Regions from separate parts of the Mus musculus genome. Here region 1 is linked to region 2. The links are chromatin contacts, found by Hi-C in ENCODE. All regions are on one chromosome and are shown on one strand. Each heading gives the region's core, a stretch centred on a gene start or an enhancer-like site at or near the end of the contact. The rest is flanking DNA. Distances are from core to core; before and after follow the strand shown. Region 1 holds the start of H2-M3 (histocompatibility 2, M region locus 3). Region 2 holds the start of Ppp1r11 (protein phosphatase 1, regulatory inhibitor subunit 11).

Region 1 (4,166 bases), core at 1,279-3,778, 320 kb after region 2:
ACATCCTGAATATATTTACAACATATCAAATGCTTGATCACACAGCCTATCCTGAGATCTGAAAGTTTCACGGACACCCAGAGTACACATCCCTCTCCCACAAATCTATAAACAAACCAGGAAAATAAAAGATTTCCAGACAGTGACTTATACAGTGAACCTACTCTGTCTATGGTGTAATTTTCACCACCTGCAATTAAAGATGTCCCCCACTTACCCTCACTCACCCATTGCTGTGGTCTAAACTTCCTTTCAACAGAGGGAAAAAAAATAAGACCCTGTAAATCCATGTGAAGGCACATTACACATAAGCCAAGATTTCAAGAGATAGAGGGTCACTAGGCCCTCTGCACATATGTAACAGTTGCTCAGCTTGGTCTTCTTGTGGGACTCCTAACGGCAGGAGCAGGGGCTGTCTCTGACTCTGTTGTCTGCCTTTGAATTCCTTTTCCCTAACTGGGATGCCTTACCTAGCTTCAGTAGGAGAATATGTGCCTAGTCTTCACTGCAAGTTGAAATGCTAAGGAGGGTTGATATCCATTGGAGGATCCTTTTGTGAGGAGAGAGGGAGGGGAGTGGAAAGGGAGAGATTGGGAAGAAAGGAGAAAGGGGAAACTGTGATAGGGATTTAAAGTATAAAAAAAAACTGAATTAATAATTTTTTAAAAAAGAGTTGAAAAGGTTAGTTCACCTGAGCTACATTGAGATTTTCACACTAGCTTGGCCTATAGGACAACTTGTCTAAGGAAGGATGGGAGTGAGGGATGAAAGAAGGGAGGGGTAAAAGAGAAAGTGAGAGATATAGAAATAGGGGGAAATGAGAGAAATTTTATGCCAGTATTACATCAGTCTAAGCTGCAGTACATACTTTAAAATGGATAGATGAATTTACTTATACTTACAATACTTAATCTCAGCAGATCTCACTTTGTGTTCTGACAGAGGGAAGACCAGAATGAACCCTCTCATACTTTCCCAGCAGCATCTTGGGCATTAACATCTTGGGGTTTTCTCTCCAAGGAATCACTCTGTCCAAATTTCATTTCCCATAAGAATCAAGCCACTCATTTTCTTTTTGTTCTAGTCATTTCATTGATGTTGAAAATAATAACATTTTGGTAAAACCTTTGGCCAATTACAAGAGAGGAAAGGGTGGCAATAATATCAAAGGTGGGGCAGCGCCACAGCAGTTCTTGAGAAATCCAACATATAGTGAATGCAGAAAGTCATGAAACTTAGAGTAATATACTGCAAATTAAAATGACGAGCTTTAAGCTGAGTTCTACTGACACCGTGGATCATTTGTGATCAAACATGGAGTCTGAACCAGGCATGGCATTGCACACCTTTGACCCCAACACTCAGGAGGCAGAGGCAGGAGGATCTCTGTGAGTTCAAGGCCACATCAACTACCAATTGAGTCCAGGACAGATAGGACTAAGAAACCCTGTCTCAAAATATAAAACAAGACAAAACAACATGGAAATTGAGCAATAGGGGTGAGAGTTTGGCTAATTTACCTGTAGGGACTGCTGTTTATATACAGCAAGTGGGCCTATTGAAATACAGCATACCATCTAAACAGTTCATTTATGACATTTGTGACTAATATGATTTCTGAGTGAAAATTGAGTAATCATATTGTCTATGGCAAACCATCAAACTGCTAAAATCAACTTTAGATTCATTAGTCTTTATCTCAATATTTTTGTTTAAATATTGTCCTTGTTTTCTATCTGCCAGAGCTATTTCCCAAATTGCCAACTGTGTTAATGAATCTGCATCCAAGTCAGTTTCCTGTGCCTACACTGATTCCAAGAACTCTTGCTTGGATCCCCAGTGGGATGGGAGGACTTTAGAGCTTGCAAACAAGAAAAACTCAGGGGCTTCCACTCCTAATAACTAAAAGGTTTGACCATAAGACCTCTTGGAACATTTCTTACCAGAGCTCCTCATCTCACTGTGTTACTGAACTCCCTAGCTGAAGACAACCTTGAACTCCTTCCAAAATCCTATATGTCCTGGAGACTGGGTTTATAAGTGTGCACCCCAAGTGATAATTATTGGTAGACCTAACTCATAAAACTTATCCATGGAGTTTGCCTGGGTCTTATTTCCAGAACTCATGTGGCAATTGATAGGACCAGTATCACAAGTTCCAGGGTGTCAGATGCCCACTTCTAGCCTCTGCTGTCACCAGGCATTCATGAGGTGCACATACATAAATATAAGCAAAACATCAGTACACATAAAACAAAACGAAAAAAAAACCGTTTTGTTTGTTTTAGAGAACATACTGATCCTAGAATATTAAAAATGTTCTAGGAAACGTGACATTAAGTACTCAGTGTAGGAGAACAGAGATCAAATCCAAGCCCAGTTTCCAGGTTTAACCCAGCATTGGAGATTCCCCCATTTCCTCTGAGGTTTCACTTCTCTGTAACTCTGTAAACTTTGTCGGGTACTTTTGCCCGGATACTGATGACGCTTCTCCAATTCCCATTCTAATTGGTTGGCGTGTACTTAGCGAATCTAATCAGGGCTACCACGGGAAGGATGGGGTCCTCAAGCAACCGCGCTCTCCTGCACATGGTGGTGGTCTCTTTGGCTGTTACCCAAACAGGTTCTGGTGAGTTCAGGGGTCGGGAAGTAAATAACCTCTAAAGAGAGGATCACGGCATCGGGACCAGGTGCTCGGGGATCCCTTTTCTGCCGGGACCTGAGTTCCGCTCCCTGCCCCACCCCCAACCCAATGCTTGTTCACTGGCCCGGGGTTATCAGGGAAGAGTTCTGAAGTTACCCTGCCTCGCCCCCAGGCTCACATTCACTGCGCTATTTCCACACTGCGGTGTCACGGCCGGGCCGTGGGGAGCCCCAGTATATCTCTGTGGGCTATGTTGACGACGTGCAGTTTCAGCGCTGTGATAGCATTGAGGAAATTCCGAGGATGGAACCTCGTGCACCTTGGATGGAGAAGGAAAGACCAGAGTACTGGAAGGAGCTGAAACTCAAGGTCAAGAATATTGCACAAAGTGCCAGAGCAAACCTTCGGACCCTGCTCCGCTACTACAACCAGAGTGAAGGCGGTGAGTGACCCTAAGCCTGGGTCAGACTCCTTCCTGTCTGTCTACTGCCAAACCAGAGTAGCCCTGGGTGCCAGGTTAGATGTTTGGAGTTGGGCTTCAGAGCTCTCAGAAACCTTTAACCGGTTTCACTTTCAGTTTAGGTCCAAATCCTGTTGGCGGGCGGAGCAGGGTGAGGTGGCTAAGGCTGACACCCTGTTTGTGGCTAGGCTCTCACATCCTGCAGTGGATGGTTTCCTGTGAGGTAGGGCCAGACATGCGCCTTCTTGGAGCCCACTATCAGGCTGCGTATGATGGCTCAGATTACATCACCCTGAATGAAGACCTGAGCTCCTGGACTGCAGTGGACATGGTGTCTCAGATCACGAAGAGCCGTTTAGAGTCAGCTGGCACAGCAGAGTACTTCAGGGCCTATGTGGAGGGAGAGTGCCTGGAGCTGCTCCACAGATTCCTGCGGAATGGCAAGGAGATTCTTCAGCGAGCAGGTATGAGGAACAACTAGGAACCACTTTTAGTAAGCAAAGATAACCCCCTCAAACATACAAGTGAGGCTCTTGATGTCTGGGGAGGGAGGAAATACCAGATCCGCTGGAATACTGCACAAGGAGGAGGAAGAGTGGTACTGGCCTTCCTGATCCAACATCAGAGAGTGACTGTCCCCAGGGCTGACCCTACTTTCAGAACATTTGAATCTGTCCCAGAATGGAAGGAGAAAACACCCTGAGATACACAACCAACCACTTCCATTCAGTCTGCAGCTCATTGTGTACCATGGCCTCTTTCAGGTCTGGTTCTCTCAACACCCCTAATGTCTTTGGAAGTCACACTGCACTAATGCTGTGAGTCTCTGCTCAACCTAATCAGGACTAGAGATGGGAAATGTGAAGCTCCCTACTAGATTTTCTCTTAGGGCTTCTATTGCTACAAAGAAACACCATGGCCAAAAGCAAGTTGGGGAAGAAAGGGTTTATTTGGCTTACCCTTTCAGCACTGTTTGTCATTGAAGAAAGTCAGGACAGAAAGTCAAATAACTGATCTACATGACATGGAGGAGTGCTGCTTCCTGTCTTGCACCCCATGGCT
Region 2 (3,788 bases), core at 282-2,781:
AATGTTATTTTCTCCCTTTCCTGTGACTGGCCTTTGATCTCACTTTCTTCTTCACACCTCTTATTCATGTTCTAAAGAGACTGAGGTATGTAATCTCAGCACTTGGGAGACTGAAATGGCCTCTGCAACATGGTATAGCTATTTTCTCAGAAAAAAATAAAATAAAATAAAGCAGGGATGGGGAGACATCTCTGTTGGTAAAGCTCTTTTGGTGCAAGCATGAAGACCTGAGTTTGATCCCTTGTATCCACGGGAACAAAAACAACAACAAAAAGTCAAATGTGGTGGTGGTGGTGGTGCAAAAAGGCAGATCTCTTGCTAGCCAGACTAGCCTATTTGGCCAGCTCCAGGCACAATGACTCTGTATCATAAGTAAATAAATAAATAAATAAATATAGACCATGTCTCAGACATCTGAGGTTAACTTCAGGCCTACACACACACACACACACACACACATATCAAAATAAAACAAATATCCAAAACCCTCCTTCTACAAAAAAGCCTTCATTCTTTCTTCTCTCATCTTCAAGCCCAGGGCTCCCTAATCCTATCCACTTATTCTTTAACATTCTGGCATCTCTGGTAATAACTGCTAAACTACTAATCTCCTTCAACCCAGACATTGTCAAACCCAACGCATCTTTCTCCCTTTGAAAGCAATTTGTTTTTGCAAAAGTTGTTTGCTCATTTGCTTCTCTCCTCCCTGATCTGCCAAAACACACTTCACCTTATTTTCTTGTTTCCTCATTTCCTCCGCTTTAACACGCACCCATTCCATGACTATCTATTGGTAAGCACTATTGGTAAGTACTCGTTCTGTACATTTGCCTCCAAAACCACGCCTTCTCAAATGGCGTTTCACTTCCTCCCAGTACCTTTCTGGCTCCTTAACCCAGTTTCCGTTTATTACGTACATAGACCACCACCCCAAGCCTTAACACCTATACTCTAATTGTAACTACGGATTAAACAATCCTTGACCAGTCACTTGAACCATTTGAGCGGCTCCAAGCATCTCTATTTAGTTCCTTGCGATTTTCCCAATAAGAGTAAACCCCACATGATGTCCCAGATCCCAAACCCACCAACTTTCCAAACCCCCCTCCCCCTCCCAGTGCCTCCCAGACCCCTAAATAGACCCCCTGCCCGCCTTTCTCACTGGCTCGGTTGTCTCGGTAACCGTTGTCTCAGTAACCGTTGTCTCAGTGACGGTCTCACTTATCCCGGCCCCTGTCTCCGCCATGGCTAAAGCGAAAAGCGAGAAAGCGGGATGAGACACCCTTTCCTTTTTCTGAGCCTCAGAGATCTAAGAGAACCGGTACAAGACTCGGAGTAGAGGCCAGGATGCTCTAGCTTCTTAATCTCCCCTACTCCTCCACGGCCTCTGCTTCCCCACCCCTGGGGAAAACCTGTCCAACCCCACTTCCGGCCTTTCACTTCCGGTTGTGACGCATCCTGCAGAACACAGTTTCCCTTCCCCACCACCGCCTGGGTCAAAGCAGGCGTCGCCAGAATAGTTCCGCCGTAATGCAATAGTGCGCAGACGCTGAGGTTGGCAGAAGTGATGTCATAGTGGGGGGGGTGGGGCTAGGCAAGGCTTAAGTTCATTGGCTGGTCAACTCGAGGCCGTTGTGCTGAAAGGATGAGGTCTGTGTGCCTAGAATCCTTACCCTATCTGCTGTATCCATAAGCTTAGGTGAAAAAATTAGGTGGGACAGGGAGCTATCTCCAAATTCCTTTTTATCATTCTGTCAAGGAGCGGTTTTCCAGGAGCAGGAAATACACTGGGTTCTAGCCGTCTCCCTGTTTGTTGATATCCCAGTGAAGGTACACTAAACCTGAAATTTTTTGACTGTAGTAGGCCCTAAGATTAAAGCCTGAAACACCTAGATTACCATTTAGCTCCCAGTTTGAGGAATGCAAAGGTTAGATGCAGGGGGCAGAGTAACAAATCCAAATTCATCTGGTTAAATTTTGTTAAATCTCTCCACTATCCATCCAAAAATACCAGTTTTTGTTTCCTTACAATGAGAAACTAGATTTAGATAAGATATATGTATAATACATATAAGTGCATCTTTTTTGTATTGTCCTTGTAATGGTTTTCATTTAGGCTTACTATGCTCGAGAGTCCAAACGGGGGGAGGGGGCTCTAATTTGTAAGCTCCTAGCTTGTACAAACTGTCGTGGCAGCCCGCCTACCTCTTTTAACCAGACATTGAAGGTTTTTTTTTGTTTGTTTGTTTGTTTGTTTGTTTGTTTTGTTTTGTTTTCCCAAATAGGGTTTCTTTGTGTAGCCTTGGCCCTTTTGGAACTCTCTCTGTAGACCAGACTGGCCTCAAATTCAGAAACTTACCTGCTTATGCCTCCTCCAGTGTTGGGATCAAAGGCCACCACCACCACCCAACAAAGAATTATTTTATTATTATTATTATTCACTTTACACCCTGTTCACTGCCCCTCTCCCAGGTACTCCCTCCCACAATCCTTCCCCCATCCCCATCCCCTTCTCTGAGTTGGGTGGGATCCCCCTGGCTATCCCCACACCCTGACACTTCAAATCTCAGCGACACTAGGTGCTTCCTCTCCCACTGAGGCTAGACAAGGCAGCCCAGCTAGAAGAACCTGTCCCATGTACAAGCAACAGCTTTTGGGATTGTCCCTGATCCAGTTGTTTGGGACCCGCATGACAACCAAGTTGCACATCTGCTACATATGTGAGGGGAGGACTAGGTCCAGCCCATGTATGCTCTTTGCTTGGTAGTTCAGATTCTGAGAGTCCTAAGGGTTAGTTGACTCATTTGGTCTTCCTATGATGTTCTTATTCCCTTTGGGACTTGAAATCCTTCTTTCTATTCTTCTATAAGAGTCCCCAAGCTCCTTCCAGTGTTTGGCTATGGGTATCTGTATCTTGAGTGAGCAGCTGGGTGGAGCCTCTCAGAGGACAAGAAGCATGGTATGTACTCATTATAAGTGGATATTATCCACAAAATACAGGTACCACAGTACACTCCATGGCCCAAGTGAGGACTCTTGAATCTCATTTCGAAGGGGGAATAGTCATAAGTCAGATGGAGGAAGGGAACTGGGAAGGTGGGGCAATGGGGAAAGGAATAGGGTGGAGTCAGGATCCAGTGTGGGGAAGGACAGGAAGAGTTGGCTAGATGGCCATGAAAATGAATGGAAATCTGCAACTAGCAGGGGTGAGGGGTTGGGGGAGAACTTCCCAGGATGAGGCAGAGACCTGGGATAGAGGAGGCACCCAAGAGTCAGTGGAGGTGACCTTAGCCGTGATTCACACATCAGGGACATGGAATCTGAAGAACCTACCTCTGTAGTCAGGCAGGACCTCAGTGGATCAAGACACACCAATCCACCCACAAAACTTTGAACCTGATATTTGTTCTGTCTATAAGAAAGGCAGGCACAGGGGATGGAGCAGAGGCTAAGGGATGGCCAACCAATAACCCTGTCCAACTTGAGACCCATCCCATGGGCAGGCACCAGTCCCGGACACTATTAATGATACTCTGTTATACTTGCAGAAAAAAAAAAAATTAAATTGACTGCTCTTGTAAAATTTGCTATTCTAGCAAGATAATAGGCCATAAGACTATTTCTGCTTTTGTAATCAAATTTACCTATTCTGCTCAATGGCTAAGACAACTAACTGCAAGACATATGCTAAAATTAGACTCTGCCTATGTGTAGACAGAATATATGTAATCTGGTGGTTTCTAACTTTATAAGCTTTGATGCTGCTTCTTGGGAATGCTCTCAATTGC

Evidence for each region. Hi-C counts contacts between places; a loop is a spot of excess contacts on that map.
Region 1: a loop to region 2 is called in a map of regulatory T cell, with 4 times the contacts of the local background. The contact joins the promoter of H2-M3 here to the promoter of Ppp1r11 in region 2. A Hi-C loop is called at or near these places in 2 of 37 maps with a recorded cell type or tissue (T-helper 1 cell and regulatory T cell).

The regions. Positions count from the first base shown.
Region 1 is chr17:37,267,706-37,271,871 of GRCm38, forward strand. It overlaps H2-M3 (histocompatibility 2, M region locus 3), which reads left to right and starts at 2,529. Exons shown (of 8, transcript NM_013819.2): 1 at 2,529-2,629; 2 at 2,817-3,086; 3 at 3,293-3,568. The coding sequence starts at 2,557.
Region 2 is chr17:36,950,261-36,954,048 of GRCm38, forward strand. Ppp1r11 (protein phosphatase 1, regulatory inhibitor subunit 11) reads right to left here and starts at 1,532. Exons shown (of 3, transcript NM_029632.3): 1 at 1,163-1,532. The coding sequence starts at 1,246.